2 separate regions of the Homo sapiens genome follow, and region 2 is linked to region 1. A link is a loop called in an ENCODE intact Hi-C map of the cell type or tissue named here. Cell type or tissue: heart right ventricle. All regions are shown on one strand. Each heading gives the region's core, and the rest is flanking DNA. Links, peaks and the distances in the headings are about the cores only. Region 1 has its middle 150 kb from the start of KC6. Region 2 has its middle 220 kb from the start of KC6.

Region 1 (11,440 bases), core at 3,785-7,784:
AGGACTATAACTTCTCACTGTTATACTCATGGAATTCTAGTTAAGTACACTGGAGGCACAAATAGGACATCAAAAGACAGAAGGAGGGACAGGTCCCTTTCCTGTTGCTGTCTGCATCAGAACACCATCTCTGGCTGTCTCTATCCATTACTGAAGTTTTGTTCTGGGCAGCTCATTCTCCATGGTTCCAGTCCTCTTGGGTTCCAGTAACATTGTTTTCTCTCTCTGTATCTTAGGTGTAGAAATAGTATCAGCTTCCAACAGTTTGTCTCTGGATGATTCAATATGCCTTGCTGAACCCCTTAACTCCTGCCATGCTTCTATAAACTTCCTCTTTATTTAATGTTTGTTCTTTAAGATCCTCATGTGATTAAGATTTTTCTCACTCGTCTCCCGATGCTTGCTTAAGACTTAATACATACCATTTCCACTATGCTGCTAATGCAGAACCACAAACACTCATGTATGTATATGCAGATACTGTAGCTTACCTCTATCTTTCTTGACTTTGAAAAGTTGAATATTTCCAAGGTTTTTGTGGTTTTTTTTCCCCTTTTTTTGGATGGAGGTAAACACTGAACCTGGTTACTTGGGTCGAAATGCATAGTTTTCTTCAATAGCAAGCTCCTGAGCCTTGTATAATTCCCCTAATTATGCTCATGTTCTCAGATTTTTCTGAGAAGAAAAAGTCATTCTCTTAAAACAATTTAGTGTTCTTTGAAAATAGGCTGTCTAGAAGCTAGCTAACATCTGAGGTACCACTTTAAATTCTTGATTCTTGACTATTATACCATTTTCTTATTGAAATTCAATCCAAACCAGAAGCATAACCCAAGTTTAAGAAATAATTAGTTGATTTCAGTATGTTGCTCAATTAACCAACAATTCAAAAGGCTATTTCTGTCAATTACTTTCCTAGAATTTTGGTGGTAGCGGATGGTAAAAAGAGGAAAAGGTTAGTACCCAAGAGGCACGAATCATCAAATTGAACAAGGCCAACACACTTGAAACAATTAGTTAATAGTACAAGATGGTATGTGAAAGCATTCTTAATGGGGACAATACAGACTTTAAGACCTTTGGGAGCTCAGAAAAGAGAGAAATCAATAAAGTATAGAATATTCCAGGAAGGCTTTAGCTTGAGGGAACATGAAGTTTGTATTTTGGAGTGAAGTGTTTTAAAACTGTGTTTACCTTGAGGCACTGGCAGTGTCTCTCTAAATATATGCCACTCATAGGATGGAAGAGGCAATAACACACAACAGTGTCTACTAGCCAACCATTTTCCATAATACACTGATGACACTTGAAACTTGGTGAGTTTTATAACCAGTATCTACACAAGCCAATGTGCCATAATCACAGAAAAATTACTAGATGAGAAATCAGGGGACCTCTTTCTTTGTGTCCTTCTAGACACAGAATAAGAACAAATGGTAGTGATCTTTCTTTGTAGGACTCTCCTTATAAGGTTTTAACATAAATCTCATTACACTGAAATCCTGGCAGAGTATTCATTAGAACATCACTAAAGTCTGTGTAGAGGACTTAATAGCTGAAACAAGGCATTGGAATTAGCCAATCATTCTATAAATGAACTCACCATGAACCTTTTTTCTAAATTTAGGTAAAATTTCTGGAGACCTTTTCTTTGCTACACGATAGAATGCCACTCAAACTTGTAAACAAAGTATGTTTTGCCTATATTTGTAACTTCCAAAAACAACTTATCTAGTAGATACTTAACAAATATCTATTTATAATGATAATAACACAGACAGGTTAATTCGGATTAGAGTTAAATACCAAAATACTATAAGATTTGAGTTAAAAGAGATGTACTGAATGCTGTGGTCTGAATGTTTGTGCCCCTCAAAATTCATACGTTGAAACCTAATCCCAAAGGTGATGGTAGTTACGAGGTGGGGCCTTTGGGAGGTGATTGAGTCACGTGCTTTTGGCTCTCATGAATGGGATTTGTCCCCTCATAAAAGAGGCCTGGGAGAGCTTGTTCATCCCTTTTGTCATGTGAGGATGCAGAAAAATGACATCACCTATGAAGCAAAGAGCCCTCACTAGACATCACATCTTTTGGTACCTTGATCTTGAAGTTGAAACAGACTAAGAGACTGAATTTCTGAACAATGAAGTGTTATTTAGAAACTCTCTTTTTGTCTCTTTTTCAATTCTTCCTTGGAAAGTATTTTCTCATTTTAAAACAGTTTAATACATATATATGTATATGTATGTTACTTAACATTTATGGAACAACTGTTCTAACTCTCTGCTACGCCCTGCTTCTACTTCAATCAGGGCAGTTACATGACTATAACTGCGTAATTCTTTGATGATATAATCATTGTTTTATTATGTGCATCAAGAGCCACTGTTTGCCATTGTCAATTTATAAATGGTCTGTAGGACAGAGCAGTAAGCATCTGAAGTAAAAGGTTCATGTGTTAGGGGTATTTTAGGCAGGAAGAGAATGAGATGACTATGCAATGACTTTAGTAGGTGAGGAAGGATCTGTGTACTGTATCCCTGCTGCAAGGAGGAAACAGAACATTCCTGCTCTCATGGACAAGGAGGCCTATGTTGGAGGCCTTATGTTCTGCTCACCCTGAAATGTAGCCTGTGTGATGGCTATTGCACACAGTGAGCAAAGAACATTGGGACAGCAAGCAGTATACATATTGGAAAACACAGATATGTTTGTTAGCTCAGGCATGCATGACATATCTTTTCAAAAACCTGGTGGAAAAAAAACAGCCTAAATGAATGATGATCAAAGCCTACATACAGAGAGCATGTATAGCAAGACAAAATTCAAGACCCTAGTGACATTTATTTTCTGGAACTTGTCCCCTTTTATCCAAAAATTAAACTACTAGGGAAAAAAATTCATCTGCTATCTCCAGTACCAAGAGTATGATGATTGTTGACTTAAAGTTGCTGGTGAGTGCTTCAGGGAAGACAGTGGAAAACATCAAAGCCTCTGTATAACACTCTTTGCTATTTCGTTGAGCAAAAGAGGAGTCTTCCTTAAATCAAGGCCAAGAGAGATTACTACTGAACAACCCCCCTCACCAAAAAAACACCTAAGTTCTGTTTCACTAATAATGTTACTTTGAGTCACAGAATTTGCAGTGATAGACTAAAACTACCTAAAACATATTTTTTCCTTGCTTGTTTCAATCGTTTACAATTGTCCTTAGTTATTCCACATCTGAGGAAAGATATCTGAATAAAATTTTGAAAGACTTTGGGGGTGGTAAAATGTATTCTGCAATTGAATGTATGACCTTCCTTTGGAGATTGTCTTAAGACATATTAATACTACAATAATACAGAAGTAGATAGCTGCTGTGACTGGGTGGCTGTACTAAGATTTTAGAGAGAGAATATTCTACCAGATTGGCCATGCATTTTTAATATATATCCACATAAAATATATAATACATACATGTGCATATATACCCACATAAAATATACATTATATATTATATATTTGCATATGTATGTATATATGGTGCAATTTAAATTGTTATATACAAAACTGTGTATACATGTACATGTAGACACAAAGATATACACACAACTTAGTAAAACACAAAATAATACAATATCAAGGCCATCAATGCTAAGAGATTATCAAGTTAAATATCTCTCATTTTGAAGATAAGCACAAGAAAGCCCACAAAATATGATTTTGGTAAGTCACCATGTCTCTGGATTCTCAGTCACATGCTTTGCCTAACATTCACTTTCCACATTGTTCTTTGTCACTCTAATTATGGCAACATGTCCTTTCTTTTCCCCAACTTTTCTGGGATTTTATGGAATTCCTGTATGAAACTGTGTTATTCGACAGAATTTTTGGACTGAGTAAATATAACCACTTGACTTTTCTTTATTTTCCCACAATTTCTTCAGTCACCTCCACTGCCTCTTAGCTGCCAGTGATTGCATTGGTCGATTGCCTGGTAGTGGGGTGAAAGGAATAAACAGTGGCTATCTGATAATCTTTCTGGTTTTCCTTTAAACAAGCTCACTGGAGTATATGTCCTCTACACTAGTTTCTGAGGGAGGACATGTAAGTGTTCCAGTAACTCTGTCACCAGTCTGGTAATTCTTATTGTTGAGTTGCCTTTACAGCCACCTTAGAATCCACCCAAAGAAAATGAACACAATTGCTCCCCCTTAACTTCCCCTCCTTTTCCAAACTGCTATTGTCTTATAATCATATCTCAACTTTGATCAAGCCTTCTATTACGTGATGCTTGAATCTACTAATTTGAACTTATTCCTTAAATATCTCAAATTATCTTCTGACATAAGGAAACAAATTTCGGTTTCATGAAACCATTTCTCATTATAACTGTGAGCATATAAGTGACCTTAATTTTCAAAAATATGTTGCAATGCTTCTAAATATAACTAAGATTATTGAAATCAGACATTTGTTTCTTTGTTGCCAGTTTACATCTAATAATTATGTACAGGAAGTTGTTGATTTGCAGAAAGGTACCAAGTCAAATTTTCTATAATGCTCTTTGAGTCATAGACAATTAGCTTATTATAGAAAAAAAAATGATTTATCAGCTTTGCCTTTTGTCCTAAGTTGTCTTTCTTTTCTAAGATCTCTTACTAAAGAATAGAAATAGATAGACCCAGCAGAGAAACTGAAAGCCTGTTTTTTTGTTTGTTTGTTTTTTGTTTTGTTTTTGTTTGTTGGTTCAGCTGAGCTAAATGTCCTTAGTGGACAGTAAATGTTTTAGCTGTTTTCTGTATTTCTATGCTCCCAAGTTGTCAGACCTCATATATTGGGGTTAACATACCAGACCATCAGCCCTGGTATGCTTAAAGTTGCATTTCTTAAAATCTGGCTACCTGAGAAAGATTTTCTGAATGTGTTACGTTGCATGAAAACATATTTACTAAATTATTTTTTTGAAAATACATATAGAAACTTCTGATATCAGAATAGTGATGTATTCGGTCATGAGTTGGGAATCCAAAAGCAGCTCCTGAAGGAAATAGTTAAATGTAATGAGGAATTAGTTATTGTAATAAAAGTGAAGGAAAATAGAATGATGAGAGGGACAAGCATCTAAATAGAAAATCCTGGCCCGGAAAATCCTGGTCTTAGGTCATCTCTGTGCAGTGTGAGAACTCAAGATTAGAGAAATACCTGAGTTGTTATAACAAACCCAGCTTGGGAAGGTGTCCCATTCATATTGATGCCCGTTTAGAAGCTATGCACCTAGTTAGGATTCCTGATGGCGTGATGTCAGTCATCACTATCATCATTATTGTATGATGCCTTTGGTGTTCATTTGAACCACCTTCAAGTTGGGGGAGAGCTGGACTGAGAGAATGTCTTCAAAAGGTGTTGTGCTACTTTACCCATTTGTCTGTCTTGCTTTTAGGCTCATATTCATCAGTTCAGGAGACCTCAATCAGAGGCTGAGCTGCTGCAATGTGCTTCCACAAACATACACACACTGCATCCAGCTGCCTGATGGGGGGGACCTGCTAATTGGAGAAGTCTGCTCTGGTCCCCTGTCACCAGTTGGCAGACAGAACAGTCTGGGCCGAAGCTGATTCCCAGAGTCAGGCATTCATTTATCTCAGTGATAACAGGGTATGTGTAGAGAGAGGGAGCAAAGAAAGCGAAGGGCAGCTGCAGTTGAGGTGGGGACAGTACTAATGCCTCGGCATCAAGGACATGCTTCACGGAGGTGCTTGGCACTTTATTCCTCTCTCCAAAGTTTAATTAGTCACTAATTATGAACAGCTCTCTTTTATTATGGATGCATTTGGCCACTGCTGTAATTTTTTAAGAAACATGTTCTCATCTCAACCAAGTTCCAAATGCTAACGTATCAGTGTCAGAAACTGCAGTCAAGCACAACCTGTCCCCAAATCCCAGCCCCTTGAAACACGATGGCTCATTATTAACTTAAAAAGGATGATGACACTGATACTATTTATAGGTCCCTTCCAGGCAGGTCTGCCAGCGTTAAAGAAATTAACATGGAGAAATTGTCAACTGGAAAACATTAGTGTTTATCAACAGATCAATCAAACTTCAGCAACTGTAAACTGTGCTTTTAGCTAAGTGAAACCTACTAACAATAACAGCCACTTGCCCACCTTTCTGGGGAGTCCTATGTCCCCATATCCAAACCAAATAAACTGTCCCTTTGACACTGTGGCCATAATCCTGCTGCTGCCTGTTAGGGAAGAGTCTACCTGCCTCTGTCCCACATCCAGGAGCAAACTGGAATGATGGTGGTGTCAGTCATGTTTTAATTAGCTTTAACTGCCAGTTTGTAAAGTCTCAAGCAGACTAAAATAAATACTGGGGTTAGTGGCTCCAGAAGGCAAATTCTAGTTTCTTTATGAAAGGAAGACTCTATGATTTAAGGATTTAAGGAGTTTTTCTTGGTTCTCTCATCCTTTTAAAGCAGTGCTTGACTCTCATTGTTGTATATTTAGAGATGGTTCTATTTTCATTTCTGGGCTACAGCGGCGATGATGACATGGCTTCAGAACCTGAACAAAGCTGGAGAGCCCTGATAGGCTGCTGGTGATGTCATCCCTGTGCCTCTAATGCCCAGGAAAAGCACCAGGGACTGACTGTTTTCCTGACTTTTCTTTTCTTTCTTTTTTCCTTATTCTTCCTTTCTCCCCCAACCTCTTTTTTTTTTTCAAATATAAAAATCCCATTTTCACACTAACAGTGCATTTGGAGTTTCATATCCTAGCAACGTTATCACTAAAGGTAGCCGGTGACCGCTCCATACAGACCAACACTGCTTTGGCTTGATACACAGTTTCAGCTCTCAGGGAGAGGATTTTGTGCTGCATCACACTGAATATTGCGGCTCTGTAATTTCTTGTCATTATAGCAAACCCTTTGACGTGCTTCCTTTCTGTAACCCAGATGATCATCACCTGTCAAATTCGACTGCTCACACAAATTCTAACTAGAGGAACCTGACAATGGTAGGGGCCATGAAAACCAAAGGAGATAGAAAATACGGCAAGCGCACCTAGCTTCAAGATGACAATAGCCTTGACTCATCGCACAGGCTTCTTAGCTATCATATAGCCTCACCCACTGCCACCTTTTGTTATTTTTATGCATTCATTCCTAAAACTGCAGGACTGGGGAAATGTTTTTACTAGGGTAGGTTGGGATGGCCTGGGGCACCTAGAGGGAATAGAAGGAGCTCTCTGGATCCCGACTTAGATGGTTTCATTTTTGTATTCAGTGTGTAGCAAATTCTGTGTTCTCCTAAAAACAAAAATACAAAAACCAATCACCGCGGTTTTAGTTTCAACAACCTAGGTAAAACCCTCTCTAAGTCCCAAGTTTCTCATCTTATTAAGTGGGACAATAAAATGCATCTCACCAAGGAGTTGTGAGCATTAAATTCACTGCTGTCTATGGAGCACATAGTGTATAATAGGAGCAAAACTAAAATCTGTCAATTCCATTCCAAGCTTTGTGACACCACTAAATAAACAGGTAATGTAAAAAAATAAACAACAGGAAAAATAAACAATAAGGAAAAGTAATAAACAGCAAAAAAAAAAAAAGAAAAAGAAAAAAGAAAAACCAACAGGAGAAAAGGAGAATTGAGAACTGTAAACAATCTCCAAGCCAGGCCAAGGACACTTAGTACATTCTCAACTCCAGAGTCATTTCCCTTCCTTATAGCACTGCAATTGGCTTTCCCTGGAGCAAACACTACAATGCTAGAATTTGAGGAAAGGTGGAGGCATACGAATAATTCATTTAAAAACCAAAATCTAAAATTTGTTTAAAAATCTGATCTGTCTTCACTTGATGCAAGAGAGCTTCGATAATCCAAAGCAAAACCCTACCTACAGGATTTCTGCTCAGGAAATTTAGCAGGTCAATAAGCCTCAAAAAAGAAAAATCACAGTTGTAAAGGTATATTTGCAAAACTGTACTGAATGTTGTGAAAATTACATAATAAATATGAGTCATGGACCTTGCCATTGAGACTTACAATACAATTTTAACATGTAAACATAAATTTGTGAAAAGTGAATGAATATAATAATTCAAAACCAAAATAAGAGCTCAAGATAATAGTAGAAGACACATCAAAAGCAGGGTGTGATTAAATGTAAATTGTATTGTACACATAACTATCTCATAGGAACTAGAAAGAGAAAGATTTTACTTCTAAATGGAATGGTCAGAAAAAGTTTGAAAAAGAGTGTGAGCTACCCTTTGGGTCACAAAAGATGGGCTTGATTTGGTTAAACAATAGGAAGAGGGTGGATGGTCAGACAGAAGGAAAAGTTTGAGAACAGAGAACAGGTACAGCCATACTCAAAAAGTAGGTGGAAGAAAATGATTTGTGTAAAGGTGTACCAGGGAATATACTGGAAAGCTCTGAGGGTTCCATTAAAGACAATAGGTCCTGGAATGTAAAGCCATTCATTGTGCATTCAGTGTGGAAGAAGACAGGCAGTCATTTGCATTTAAACTTACTTTTTTTTTTTACTTTTGTGGATCTGAAATGCTTCATATGATCTATGCACACATTGGTTCCTTGGTTTCTGCTCCCCCAGTATTTTTTTCTTTCTTTCTTTTCTTCCTCTTTTTTTTTTTTTTTTAAGAGTCAGGGGCTAACTCTGTCTTCCAAGCTAGAGTATAGTGGTGGGATCATAGCTCTAGCTCATTGTAACCTTGAGCTCGTGGGCTCAAGTGATTGTCCCGCCTCAGCCTCTGGATAAGCTGGAATGCACCAGCATGCCCAGGTGATTTTTTTTAATTTTAATTTTTAGAGACAGGGTCTCACTATGTTGCCCAGGTGGGTCTCAAACTCCTGGCCTCAAAGCAATCCTCTCACCTCCCACTCCAATATCTTTGATGCTGTTCATTGTCACCCACCTCTTTATAGACAACAAACCCTGTCCAGATTCTAGTAAAAACCCACCAATCTATTATATTCTTAACACTTTGGTTTTCAATGTTTTTGACAGTTACAAATTCTAGTTTTGGTAGAATTTCTTCAGAATAAAATATTCTGTCTTTGTATCTGTTCATTTCAGGGTCCCACATTGTTTCAATACGAAAAAAAGTTATTTTAAATGTGAAAAATTTTTACTCAATTTATTAGATATGTAATATGTGTATAATGCTGATATAATGAATAATATTTTTCTTCTAATTGATTTGATCAGGAACATCAGCATCATACTTTCTTTGATTCTGCACTCCTTTACTTTCATTTTCTAGGTACGTTTTATATAGTATGCTATTCTTAATGCAAGCTCACTTTTCCCGGTAAACAACATAGAAAGACCAAGTTTTACAGCTTGCCTAAAAAACTATAGTGCAACCTAGGGAATGATGGAAATATAGTAACCATCAGTCTGGTATCATGCAGATTACAACATGTACTAAAGTTTTTTTCCAAGGTATTCCCACCTTGTTTTCCTTTTAAATTTTCTGACTCATTCTGAAGTTTTCACTGTTTGGACCAAATTTGTTTCTTTTCATTTAAATTTTTCAAATCCATCTCTTATAATTTCTAACTGTTCAATTAGACCAGTGGGGCATTTAAATTGTTTTGTTGTTGTAGTTATCTAAATTAGCAGAACACCATTCCACTCAGAGGCAGATACTGCAAATTGCAGGCAAAGGGCCAGTCCCAAAGAAGCAACTGCTGATTGCCAAGATATATGCCTAGAAAACTAAATTCTACATCAATTGATTGCTCCTGTCACATTACACAGGTGATTTTGAATCAATAATTTCGTTTCAGAATTAACTAAATATGTTATTCGCACTGACACATTAAATGTTTTCAAGAAGAAACTTTCATGCTCATTGGAGAACAATTGCTGTGATCTCAGGGACAGATAGTATCTTCAAATTACCTATGTATTCTCTAGATCATAGGCAGATAGTTCCTGGCCAGACAAAGGAAGAAGAGTTTCTAGTTTAACGTATCTACGAACCATGAAAGTTATTTTATTCTATAGAGCTTTGTGTATGGCTGGAAGAGAGCCATTTCTAGTTTATTAAGAAAATTTATCCTTTTCAAGCATACCTTTAAAAGTTGCTATTTCATGGCTGGGCACAGCACTTTAGGAGGCTAAGGAGGGAGGATCACTTGAAGCAGGCATTCGAGACCAGCTTGGCAACATATCAAGACCTTGTCTCTACAAAAAATTAAAAAACGTTAGCTGGGTTGGTGGTACATGCCTGTAGATGGAGCTACTCTGAATGCTGATGTGGGAGGGTCGCTTGAGCCTAGGAGTTAGAAGTTACATACTTCTATGAGCTATGATGGCTCACTCCAGCCTGGGTGATAAAGCAAGACCCTGTCTCTAAAATGAATAAACAAATAAATACAAGTTGCTATTTCATTAGTTATGAAGGTTTATTCATCATATTCTTTCTTTCTTTTTCCTTTTTTATGCATTTTTTTTTTTGAGACAAGGTTTCCCTCTGTCGCCCAGGCTGGAGTGCAGGTGCCAAATCTCTGCTCACTGCAACCTCCACCTTCTGGGCTCAAGTGGTCCTCCCATCCCAGCCTCCACAGTAGCTGGGACCACAGGTGTCCACCACCATGCCCAGCTAATTTTTTGTATTTTTGGTAGAGACGGAGACGGAGTTTCACCACGTTGCCGAGGCTGGTCTCAAACTCCTGAGTTCAAATGATCCACCCACCTCGGCCTCTCAGACTCCTGGGATTGCAGGTTTGAGCCAATGCGCCTGGCCCATTTTTTCTTTTTTAAAGAAAATTATTCCTTCAATACATATTTATTGAGGGATTAATATGGGACAGACACTGCTAGACACTGAGTGGATCCTTGGTGAACAAAACAGACATGTCCTCTGCTCTCATGTATTGTTGAAAGAATAAAACAGGGTACAAGGATAAAAAAAAAATACAGGGAGGAGATTTGTGAGGTATGATGGTCAGGGGACGTCCCTGTGAAGAGTTGACATTTAAACATACACATGACAGCTGAGAAGGAGTCATTCTTGCAAAGAGCAAAAAGAATAGCATGTGCAGAAAGCCTGAATTAGGAAAGAATTTAGCAAGTATGTTAAAAGAAGCCTGAGCTGCTGTAGCAGAGTGAGCCATGGACAGAGAGGTACGAGATAAATTTGGAAAGGAAAGTAAGAACCATAGCAGCCACGGACATAGGTAAAATATTATTCAAAATGAAGGAGAAAATACCAAAGAATTATAAGAAGGAATACAAAATAAACAGACAACAATTTATAAAGCTCACTTTGGCAGGGTGCCGTGGCTCAAGCCTGTAATCCCAGCACTTTGAGAGGCCAAGGCAGGAGGATCGCTTGAGGCCAGAAGTTCAAGCTTGGCCTGGGCAACATAGTGAGATACCATCTCTACAAAGGTAAAATAAATAATAA
Region 2 (11,440 bases), core at 2,963-6,962, 67 kb before region 1:
AAACACACAACTCTAGATGCACTGGATGGCACTCTTCCATAATTATTATATTCATGGTATTAATACTATAACAACAAAAACACGCAATTTTGTTCACTAACTTTGTGCAGGGCACTGTTTCAATATTTATACGCAGCTATACCCAGAGTTCTTCTAGAATGCCTGCTATATATTTTCTTCCACTCCAGGTGTTATTTATCCTTCATGGACCAGCTCAAAGCTATGGTTTTCATTTCAGTGTCCCTTGGTCTATTCACTGTAGCTGACCTCTCCCTGCCTTGGATATTTATAAACCTTGTTACCTGCACTATCATTTGACCTTTTACTATTCTTTAATTGAGTCATAGCTTTTCATCCCAATTAAATAATAAGATAATGAAAGGCAAAAATAAAAAACAAATTGTAAATATGGTAACAAGATATGAGATTTTACATAATATCTCAAATATCACAGTCAATACCTATTCACTTCATAAACATTTCTGTATTTATGACATTAGACTGGAGGTCAGAATATATGGAAACTATGTGAGATAACTTTTTGTTTTCTATTGCAGTTAACAGTGCACAATGCAATAGTCTAATATCAGGGTCAGCAAACTATATATAACTATTTGGCCCGTAGGCCAAATCTGGTTATGAACATTTGTTTGCCATTGTCTATAACTGCTTTCCCGCTGCAATGATTAGTTGAGTAGTTATGACAGAGACCATATGACCTGCAAAGATCATATTTACTATTTGGCTTTAATTAGATTGGTCATTCAAGCAAATGGATTTAGCTGATCAACTAGGAAGAAAGCAATCAATTTGATATTTTTGTTATATTCAAACAACATCAAATCAGATATTCTGGAATACACAGCTCTAAAATTAACACACTTTTCTAAAATATAGGATGGAAAATTATGTAATTTGAAACTTTGTAGATAATAGCTACTTTAGGGTCACACCAAAGCACAGTAGGCAAGTAATTCTTTCTTATCTTCCAATACTTCTTGCATGCTTAATGGTTTTGGATTCAAAGCACTGCCCTAAGTAAAAGTTATGTGGAGGAATGATGATAATTTAAAAAGACACGTGTTTCTAAACAAACTGCGGTAATTCATACCCTGGAATACTACTCAGCAATGGAAAGGAGCAAGTTAAAAATATGTGCAACAACTTGAATGAGCCTCAAGGAAGTTAGGTTGAGTAGGGGAAAAAAAAGCCAGTTTCAAAGGGTTTGAATGTTTGATTCTACTCATATAACATTCACGAAATAATTATAGATATAGAGAATAAATTAGCGGCTGTCAAGGGCTAGGGGAAGAAGGAAAGTGGTTGCTACATGGGTGCCACATACACACACGCACACAAACACACACACACACACACACACCAAATAACATACAAATTATTTCATGTATAACTGGTAAAATATAAATAAGCACTGTGAATTATACCAATGCTTATTTCATGATTTAGGTATTTTGCTATAAGATGTTAATACTGAAAGAGGCTGAGGGAAAGGGTCCCCAGGACCTCCCTACACATTTCTTTGCAAATTCCTTTCAATGTATAACTATATTTTTACAGGTTAAAAAGCAGTGTTTCAAAGTAAATAGAGAATGTTTCAAAATAGTCTCATTAAATAAACTATCTTCTGGAAGAGGAAGAAGTGTGGCCATAAGGAAATAGGAATTACATTAAATCTGTAAATTGCTTGGGGTAGTATGGACATTTTAGCAATGTTGATTCTTTCTATGAATGAGCACAGAATGTTTTCTCACTGGTTTGTGTCATCTCTGATTTTTTTGAGTGGAGTTGTCTAATTCTCATTTTAGAGATCTTTCACCTCCCTGGTTAGGAACTATTTTATTCTTTTTGTGGCTATTGTGAATGAGATTATGTTTGTGATTTGGCTTTCAGCTTGGATGTTGTTGGTTTATAGAAATGCTACTAATTATTGAACATTAATTTTGTATTCTAAAACATTGCTGAAGTTACTTATCAGATCAGGAGGCTTTGGGGCAGAGACTATGGGGTTTTCTTGGTATAGAATCACATCATCTGCAAACGGATCTGCAAAGACTTCCTCTCTTTGTATTTGGATGCTTTTCATTTCTTTCTCTTGTCTGATTGCTCTGGCTAGGACTTCCATTACTATGTTGAATGAAAGTGGTAAGAGTGGGCATCCTTGCTTTGTTTCAGTTGCCAAAAGGAATGCTTCCAGCTGTTCCCCATGCAGTATGATGTTGGTGTGGGTTTGTCATAGATGACTCTCATTATTTTGAAGTATGCTTTTTCAATGCCTAGTTTGTTGATGGTTTTTAACATGAAAGAAGTTTAATTTTATTGAAAGCCTTTTCTTTATCTATTGATATGATCATGTGATTTTTGTTTTTAGTTATGTTTATATGGTGAATAGCATTTATTGATTTGTACATGTTGAACCAAACTTACATTCCAGGAATAAAGCCTGCTTGATCATGGTAGATTAGCTTTTTGATGTGCTGCTGAATTCAGTTTGCTAGTATTTTGTTGAGGATTTTTGTATATCTGTTCATCAAGGATATTGGCCTGAGGTTTCCTTTCATTGTTGTGTCTCTGCCAGGTTTGATATCAGGATGATGCTAGCCTCATAGAAGGAGTTGGAAGACTTCCTCCACCTGCATTTTTTTTCTGGAATAGCTTCAGTAAGAATGGTACCAGCTCTTCTTTATGCATCTGGCAGAATTCCACTGTGAATCTATCGTTCCTGGGCTTTTTCTGGTTGCTAGACATTTTATTACTGATTCAATTTTGGAGCTTGTTATTGGTCTGTTCAAGGATTCAGTGTCTTCCTGGTTCAATCTTGGAAGGTTGTATGTTTCCAGGAATTTATCCATTTCTTCTAGATTTCCTAGTTTATATAAATAAAAGTGTTCATAGTAGTCTGTGAAGGTTTTTTGTATTTCTGTGAGATCTGTAGTAATGTTCCCTTTATCATTTCAGATTGTGTTTATTTGATTCTTCTCTCTTTTTTGTTAGTATAGATAGTGGTCTATCAATCTTATTTCTTGTTTCAAAAAACCAACTCCTGAACTCATTGATATTTTCCATGTTATTTTGTGTCTCAATTTCCTTCAGTTCAGCCCTGATTTTGGTTATTTCTTGTCTTTCGCTAGCTTCAGGGTTGGTGTATTCTTGTTTCTCTAGTTTCTCTAGGTGTGATGTTAGGTTGTTAATTTGAGATACTTCTAACTTTTTGATGTGGGTAATTAGTGCTATAAATTTTCCTCATAATACTGCTTTAACTCTGTCCCAGAGACTCTCGTATGTTCTATCTTTATTCTTATTAGTTTAAAATAATTTCTTGATTCCTGCCTTAATTGCATTGTTTACCTGGAAGTCATTCAGGAGGAGGTTAATTTATATGTAATTATATAGTTGTGAGTTATTTTCCTAGTACTGATTTCAATTTTATTGTGCTGTGGTCCAAGAGTGTGTTTGGTACAAATTTAGGTTTTCGAATTTGCTGAAGATTATTTTATGGCTAAATATATGGTTGATTTTAGAGAATAGGCCATGTGCAGATGAGAAAAGTGTATATTGTTGTTTTGGAGTGGAGAGTTGTGTAAATGTCTGTTTGGTCCATTTGGTCCAATCTCATTTCCAAGATTCCACTGTAATTATTTTTATACATCTGTTGACATTTTTATGTTTGCCTTTCCTACTTTATTTCTTTGAATGTTTTAAATAAAAGTATATAATTGTCCCTTTCAGATTGATCTATTGTCTCTAGTCCCACGGGAATTTATCTGTTTAATAAACTGTTAATGGCATTACATTATTCATAGACTTTTACTGTCTGTCAAATTTTATGTTTCTTTCTATAGTCTTAGTCCTATTAGAGATTATCATTGGCCACAGACCCAAGTTTGTTCTGGATTGAGGAGGCATTTCTATATTCCTGTAAGACTACTACCTCATAGTTACATCTGCCTGAACACTATAAGTTTTACCCATTTCAGCATGGATTTTTTTTATTAATGTATTAAGGTTTACAGTTTATGTTTCAGCCCTACCAGCCATCCCACCTCCAAGACAAATATAATTGTGACTTGGAATTCTACTCTTCAATTATTGATTTGGTTTTCATCTATGGCATGGTGTGTACATTTTTATTCAAACTGTGTCTCTGGGCTGATAAGCAGGAATCATGAGTTTCTAATTTACAGAGAGGAAGTACATTTTCAGCTCCTTTATTAATTTGCAAAGAGTTTTTCCATGTAGTACCTCTGTGACGTTGACTATCATCCCCACAAAAACATACAATCCCTAGTCCTGAAGGCTGACATTTATTTTCACTTTCTCTGTAGGCAGTTTAACTTCAATTTATACTAAACACTATGGGATTCTTCTTTGTCCTTGGGACACTGCTGTTTCTATTTTTACTTTCAAGACTTACTGTGCATATTTTATAGCTATTTAAAATATTTTATCAATATCCCGATGTATTAAAAATGGATAAGGGAATATCGTGTGTGTTTTTATCTTAACTATACCATTGTCCAAAGATTCTGTTTTTTTGTATGTTTGAAAACATAGAACAAATTATAAAATATTATTTTAAGAATAAAAATATTTTTGCCATTAAACTTTTCTTTCCATTTTTAGAATAGATCTTTTCCTTTTCTTATGCTATGTGACTACATAAAGGACTATTTTTTTCCTATTTACTATATTTTTGATTATTATGTTTCTATTTTTTCTATTTTAATTCCTGAGTTTAATATAGCTATCTGATATTCCATGTTTTCCAACTGACAATATGTTTTATTGCCCCTGTTAGAAACAATTAACTTAAACTTGGAAATAAAGCAAAAGTTGTTGTGGCATTTTTTTATGCAGATGCAAAGGCACCCCCAAAGGACTGTCAGAGGGACAGTATACTTTATCATATTATTTAGTCTTTACTGAATATTCTAGATTTAGTAAAGTGACTTGTTAAATTGCAGAATTTTGTTTGAAAGAGATGCATTAATTTCATTTTGGTAGATGAGATGATCCAAATCACTAATGGCTTATTGGAAACTAACCAGGTTATATCTAACTCAGCAACATTATTCTAACATTTATTTGCTAATTTGCCTCTAAATATCATGGATTAACAGGTGTTATTCTAGCAGGATATCAAGTCTTCCTTGTTCCCATATTAATTAGTGATTAAAATAATATCTTGGATACTGTGCTCATTCTGTTTTCTCTAAAAGAACATAATTTTACCTTTTCAAACATTATTATACTCCTGAGTGTCCATCAAGTGCTATTGGATTCTTTCTCACATTTTATACTTTTAGACAAGTTGGAGAACACAGATCATAACGGAACTTAATAACTCTTGCTATCTTTTTTTAAACTAGATGCATTATTCTGAGGGTGTATCATCTCTAGCTACCATTGCTTGATTATCTAACTGTGGAATACTATATTATTTTCCTGTTACTGATATTGAAACTGCCTTTGCAAAAATTATAACAGTGAAGGCCAAGCATGATGGCTCACACCTGTAATACAGCACTTTGAAAGGCTGAGGCAGGCAGGTCACTTAAGGCCAGTAGTTTGAGACCAGTGTGGCCAATATGGTGAAACCCTGTCTGTACCAAAAAATACAAAAATTAGCCAATCATGGTGGCATATGCCTGTAATTCCAGCTACTCAGGAGGCTGAGACACAAGAATCACTTGAACCCAGGTGGCAGATGCTTCAGTGAGCTGAGATTGCACCATTGCACTCCAGCCTGGGTGACAGAGGGAGACTCTGTCTCAAAAAAGAAAAAAAAAATTATAACAGTGAGAGAAATTTTACCTAACTGGCTCCTTCTTGCTTCTAACCTCACAAACTAATTGCCTTTGTTAACTTTTAAACTAAGATAATAACAGTCCCTTCCCCAAACTAATGTATTATTTGCTCTGGGACCAAAATTGCCTTTGTGAAACTAATGAAAGACCACAAGTTTAGGATTATGGCAAGGACCTGAATTTGGCTAAAGTGTAGGCATAGTTAAATAATAATCAGCCACTGTTTCCTAACTTTCCTTTCTATAATCCCTTACTTATTAAGAGTCTTATAGCGAGAGGTCAATATTTGTAAACTCACCAATTTCTCCTATAGATGTCATCATTATTGTCAAAACCTAAAATTGGTCTTTGAGATATTTTTCAGACTTTTGCATTTGGGTGGACTAGCTAATATCAGCAGAACCTGTGGCTCATACCAAGAAGCTGACTACTGATCCTGAGACTTCAGCCCAGAAATTAGCTCAGTGAATGAAGACAGTTTGGAAACTTCTATGATTTCATCCTCAACCAATCAGTAGCACCCATTCCCTAGCACTTGCCCACCAAATTATCCTTAAAATAAACTTTAGGCAGCTCGAGTGCAGTGGCTTACACCTGTAATCCCAGCACTTTGAGAAGCCAAGGCGGGTGGATCACCTGAGGTCAGGAGTTCGAGACCAGCCTGAACAACATGGCAAAACCCTGACTCTACTAAAAATACAAAAATTAGCCAGGCTTGGTGGTGGGCACCTGTAATCCCAACTACTCGGAAGGCTGAGGCAGGAGAACTGCTTGAACCCAGGAGGTGGAGGTTGCAGTGAGCCAAGATTTCACCATTGCACTCCACCCTGGGTGACAGAGCAAGACTCTATCTCAAAAAAAAAAAAAAAAACCCTCAGGCTCTGAGCTTTTACATAGGTGGCTTTGAGAAATGTTTCCCATCCTTTCGTTTGGCTGCCTTGCAATAGTTAATATATTTCTCTACTGTAACTCTGCTCTCTCAGTGTATTGGCTTTTTTCATGCAGTGGGCAAAAAGAAAAGAAAAAAAAACCATCAGGTTGTAGCAATATAATAGATTTCCAAAATATTAGCAGCTGAAAAATTCAAATATGTTATCTTAGTTTTGATATCCTATGTGGATCACATTGGGAAAAAATTAAGTTGTCAATAAGGCTGCATTTTATTCTAAAGTTTTAGGGAATAATTTCTTCTCTTGCCTTTTCTAGAGCTGCCCATATTACTTTGGACATGGCTTCTCCCTCCATCTTTAAATTTAGTAACATTGAATCTCTCTGGCCATTGTCTTATAGTCACATCTCAAACTGACTCACTTTTTCTGCTTCTGTCTTCCATTTTTAAGAACTCTTGTGATTGCATTGGATTCACATGGATAGTCCAGGATAAGCTTAGTATTTTAAAGTCAGCTGATAAGCAACCTTAATTCCGTCTGTGATCATAAATGTCATTTAGCCAACATATTTCCAGTTTTGAGGGATTAAGAATGGACATCTTGGGAACTATTATCCTGCCTGCCACAGATAGTAATTATTTTTTATTAATAATTGTGATTTTTTTCTTTTATTTCTTTGGTAAGAAGTAATGCCTAAAAAATGTAAGAATCCTGAGAGTATTCTCAGAAAAATGGGCCTTAAAAGAATAACAAAATGTGCTAATGCCTTCACATAAGGTGAATAATTTACTTGATTCAACCTTGTTGTAATGTAAAGTGTTACAGTCTCTCAGATGAATTTTAGAAGTAACAAATAGGGTGAAAAAGAGAAGCAGAGCCTTTGAAAGAAATAGCTACCATATGGTAGTGAGAAGGAGAGATGACTACCAAGCTTTCACTATGGCAGATATTTCAATATCTGATATAAAGGTAAAATGGGAAATAATTTGAAATACACATAATAATTTCTAGATATCCTTTCAATGAAATGAAGGGAATAGTCTAGCAAACCTTTCAAGGTTGTTAGTATCTATAGGTGTCTGCCACTTTCATCATCTTTGACTAATCTTATAATTCCGCAAAATGTACAGAACTGATAACAATGCAAATAATTTTTTTTCCGAGGGAAACACAATTGATTTTCAATTCTGTCAAAGAAAACCTGGTCTGGATAATAAAACATTCAAAACATTTTATTCAGGAACAATCACAATAGAGGAAAGAGACTTCAGCATAGAGCTGGACTCAATTGCTAATGCATCATGGACAAGTGAAGATTTTTAGCCAAGAAGTAGGGTAGAGGTCAGTGGATAACAATATTATTAAGAGGAAATATCAAAGGTAAGGTGGGATTCTGGCTAAGCAGATTTGACAGAATTCTCGTTGAAGGCTGGCTAGGATGATCAGATATCAAGGGTCTGAGGTTCCCTCTAAACTGACTTTGAATTCTTGTTAAAACTGGGTGATACAGGCGCAACAACTAAGAGCCTAGTTGAGAAGAGAAATTAGAAGGCCCCGACTAAAGGTTAGTCAAGGAGTCTTTGTTACTTCTGACAAAAAAGACAATAAGCAGTCTTACATTTATTTAAAATTTTGTTTAATATTCCTGATTATCTATGTATAATTATTCTTCAGATGTTTCTTTAACTTAGTTTTAACACTTTAGGGGCAAAGAGAATTTCCCTTTGAAAGTTTTAGCCTGCTGAAATCAACTGATATTAGACAGATTAACAGGAGAAAAGGCATGCAAATTTCTTAATGTGCATAGGCACAGGAGTCATACAAAATATGAGACTCGAAGGAACAGATGGCTGAAGCTTAAATAGCCTCCTTTTCATAGAGTTGGGGAAGATGGGGGTATGTAGGCCAATTTTAGGGCTAGTAAATAATTTTTAGGACAGTTTGATGGGTCCAAGGGGCATACAATAGTTTGTAAATGAATGTGTTTAGAAACTGAATGAGGCCAAAAATTTATGGAAAGATGAAGGATAAAACTGCATTGCAAGCGAAAGTTGTCTTATTATTCAGATAAGTTATCTTAGGTAATTCTTCTTAGCTGCCATCTGAAGAATAGATAAAAAGTCTGTCTGGGTGTGGCGACAACTTTAATCTCCTCTTTTCTGGTAGTTAATCTTTCCTGGCAATTTATTTATTTATTTATTTATTTTATTTTAATTTTTGGGATGGAGTCTTGGTCTGCCGCCAGGCGGGAGTTCAGTGGAGAGATCACGATTCACTGCAACCTCCCACTTCCAGATTCAAGCAATTCTCCTGCCTCAGCCTCCCGAGTAGCTGGTGTTACAGGCACATGCCACCACACCCAGCTAATTTTTTTGTATTTTCAGTAGAGACGATGTTTCACCATGTTGTTCAGGATGGTCTCGATCTCCTGACCTCATGATCCACCCACCTCAGCCTCCCGAAGTGCTGGGATTACAAGTGTGAGCTACCGCGCCCAGCCTCTTTCCTGGTAATTTAATAAGATTCCTAGGAAGGAGGTTTAAGACAATTCCATTTCCTTTGAAAGATGTCTCCTCAGTTAGTTAGATAAAATTCTAGAGACAGCCCCCTTTCTCCCTTGGAGGCAGGGAGAAACATGAGAAGTTTAGAAAATTACTGGCTCTGAAGCAGCTTCTAATGACTTCCAATTTATATTAATTAAAAGTCCTCAGCTTGCTAAAGTAACATACTCCAGTGTACACACATTAGAAAATCTTTTAAATCTGTCTTAAAAACTACAACACCTTACATTGATACAAGGTTGAATGAAGTGATTTACTCACTGTGTGTAAGACAGTACACATTTTTTTAACTTTTAAGGTATACTTTTCCCAGAATATTCTCAAGATTCTTATATTTTTCTGACCCCCAACAACACCATGACTGGTACTTTCATCAATTAATTTACTAAAACATTTTATAGACATTTTATATTTATATGAGAGTCATGTTTTGCTCAGGACACACCACCCTGAAATATGACTAGGAGACCAGAATATGTCACCCTAAAATATACTTGTTTGGCATATTTTGAGCTGGTTATTCTAAGAAACTTGCAGACATAGGAGTAGCTCTGAAAAGCTATTTGTAAAAGAAATTTACTTCTATAAAGAACATCTACATTGGTAAAGTATCTGTCTCAAAAAGAAGGCTGCTCCAAAACATTTATTACCTGAGAGGCTTTATCTGCATAACAAGTTAACTGTTATTCACCATACAATTTCTCCTTTCACTTCCCATAACTTGTGTGGCCACCAACCCTCAGAAGCTCCAAACCCCTCCTGTTTGCTGTAGCTCAGGATGCTACATAAACTTCAATCATCTGACCCCTCCTCAACTCTCATATTTTGTGAGAATTTTATGTGTGCATAGATACATAATTAAATATAATTTTTTTTCCTGTTAATATGTCTTATGACAATTGAATTCATAACCCAGCCAAGGAACCAAGGAGGGTGGAAGGAAGCCATTTTTTGCTCCACTAGAGTTGTGATTTTACTTTTTTTGAAAATCGATTTTTAACACAGATAAAGGATTACAAGTAAGGTTTGTATTTGGCCTGTTTTCCCTACTGTATAATAGAGAAATGTATTACTGTATAATAAATATGGATTTTGCTATCCATCATTTTTCAAGACTGACTAATCACTGATAAACATTTTTAGTTTTCATTGCAATTAGCTACAGAGTTTCTGGAGTGATTTTCAATAAACAATTTGGTGATGATGTAACTAATAAGTTTGTTACCCAATACACACAGCAAGTTAATACATAGAGATGGGGGTTGCAGTAGAGAAAGAGGTTTAATCATACAGTCACTGAAGGAGGAGATGGGAGAAAACCTCAAATCCATCTCCCAGAGGAATTTGGGGATAGGGTTTTAATGGTTTTGGAGTTGGCCTAAGTGTGGAGGTCATTGGTTGAAGAGTGCAGGATGAAGTCATGGGACAGGGAGATGAAAAAAACTGTATTTTCATGCTGATCCTCTTCCTCTGTGAGGGTATTCAAACTGGTTGCTGAATTTGGGGTCTGAAGAAAATCGTAAGTGATCTGTGAATAAAAGTCTTATAATTCCAGTGTCAGAGACTATTTCTATGGGAACATTGGGAATGCAAAACAATTCTTAAACAGTTTTATAATCTTAATGTCAGAAATCCTATCTATAGAAACAATGGAAATACAAATGATCAGTATCTACTGCTATGTGACCATTAGCAACAAAGAAGGGGCTTGCTTAATACTTAATTATAACTATATTTCTTTCCAGAAACTGGCATGCATTTCTTGTCAACCATGTGGTTTTGTGTGTGAACTTCAAAGTGACATGACTATTTTTAGAGAGATGGACAATAAACTTAAAGCAAGAACTTTTTCTCAAAAAAAAAATATCTAGGATGGAAGATCCTAGATATTTGAACATTAGAGGAATGTCCACAGAAAGAGGGAAATCAATCTAGAAAGAAATAGAAAATAAAAATAGAACACTAAAAAATTTTCAAAAAATTTTATACACAACTCTTCATAAGTCCAGAAGTAACACCTCTAACATGGGGTATGGAAGAAAGAAAGGGAAGAAGAGAATCAAAGTTGATGATAACAGTGAATATTTTTGTTACAGGAAATGATTCCTGATCCAGACCCCAAGAGAGGGTTCTTGGATCTCACACAAGAAAGAATTTAGGGTGA

The links. Hi-C counts contacts between places; a loop is a spot of excess contacts. Peaks named below come from ENCODE experiments on the same cell type or tissue, not always from the same donor. Only the 100,000 strongest peaks of a DNase experiment are listed, where the experiment ranks them.
Region 2: a loop joins it to region 1, with 5 times the contacts of the local background. A loop is called at or near these places in 2 of 110 quality-filtered maps.

The regions. Positions count from the first base shown.
Region 1 is chr18:41,365,353-41,376,792 of GRCh38, forward strand. No RefSeq gene overlaps it. Among named protein-coding and RNA genes, the nearest start is that of KC6, 150 kb to the right of the region's middle. In heart right ventricle, for the core only: no CTCF peak of the experiment used is centred there; DNase peaks (open chromatin) are centred at 5,577 and 6,569; H3K27ac peaks cover 740 bases.
Region 2 is chr18:41,299,572-41,311,011 of GRCh38, forward strand. No RefSeq gene overlaps it. Among named protein-coding and RNA genes, the nearest start is that of KC6, 220 kb to the right of the region's middle. In heart right ventricle, for the core only: no CTCF peak of the experiment used is centred there; no DNase peak of the experiment used is centred there.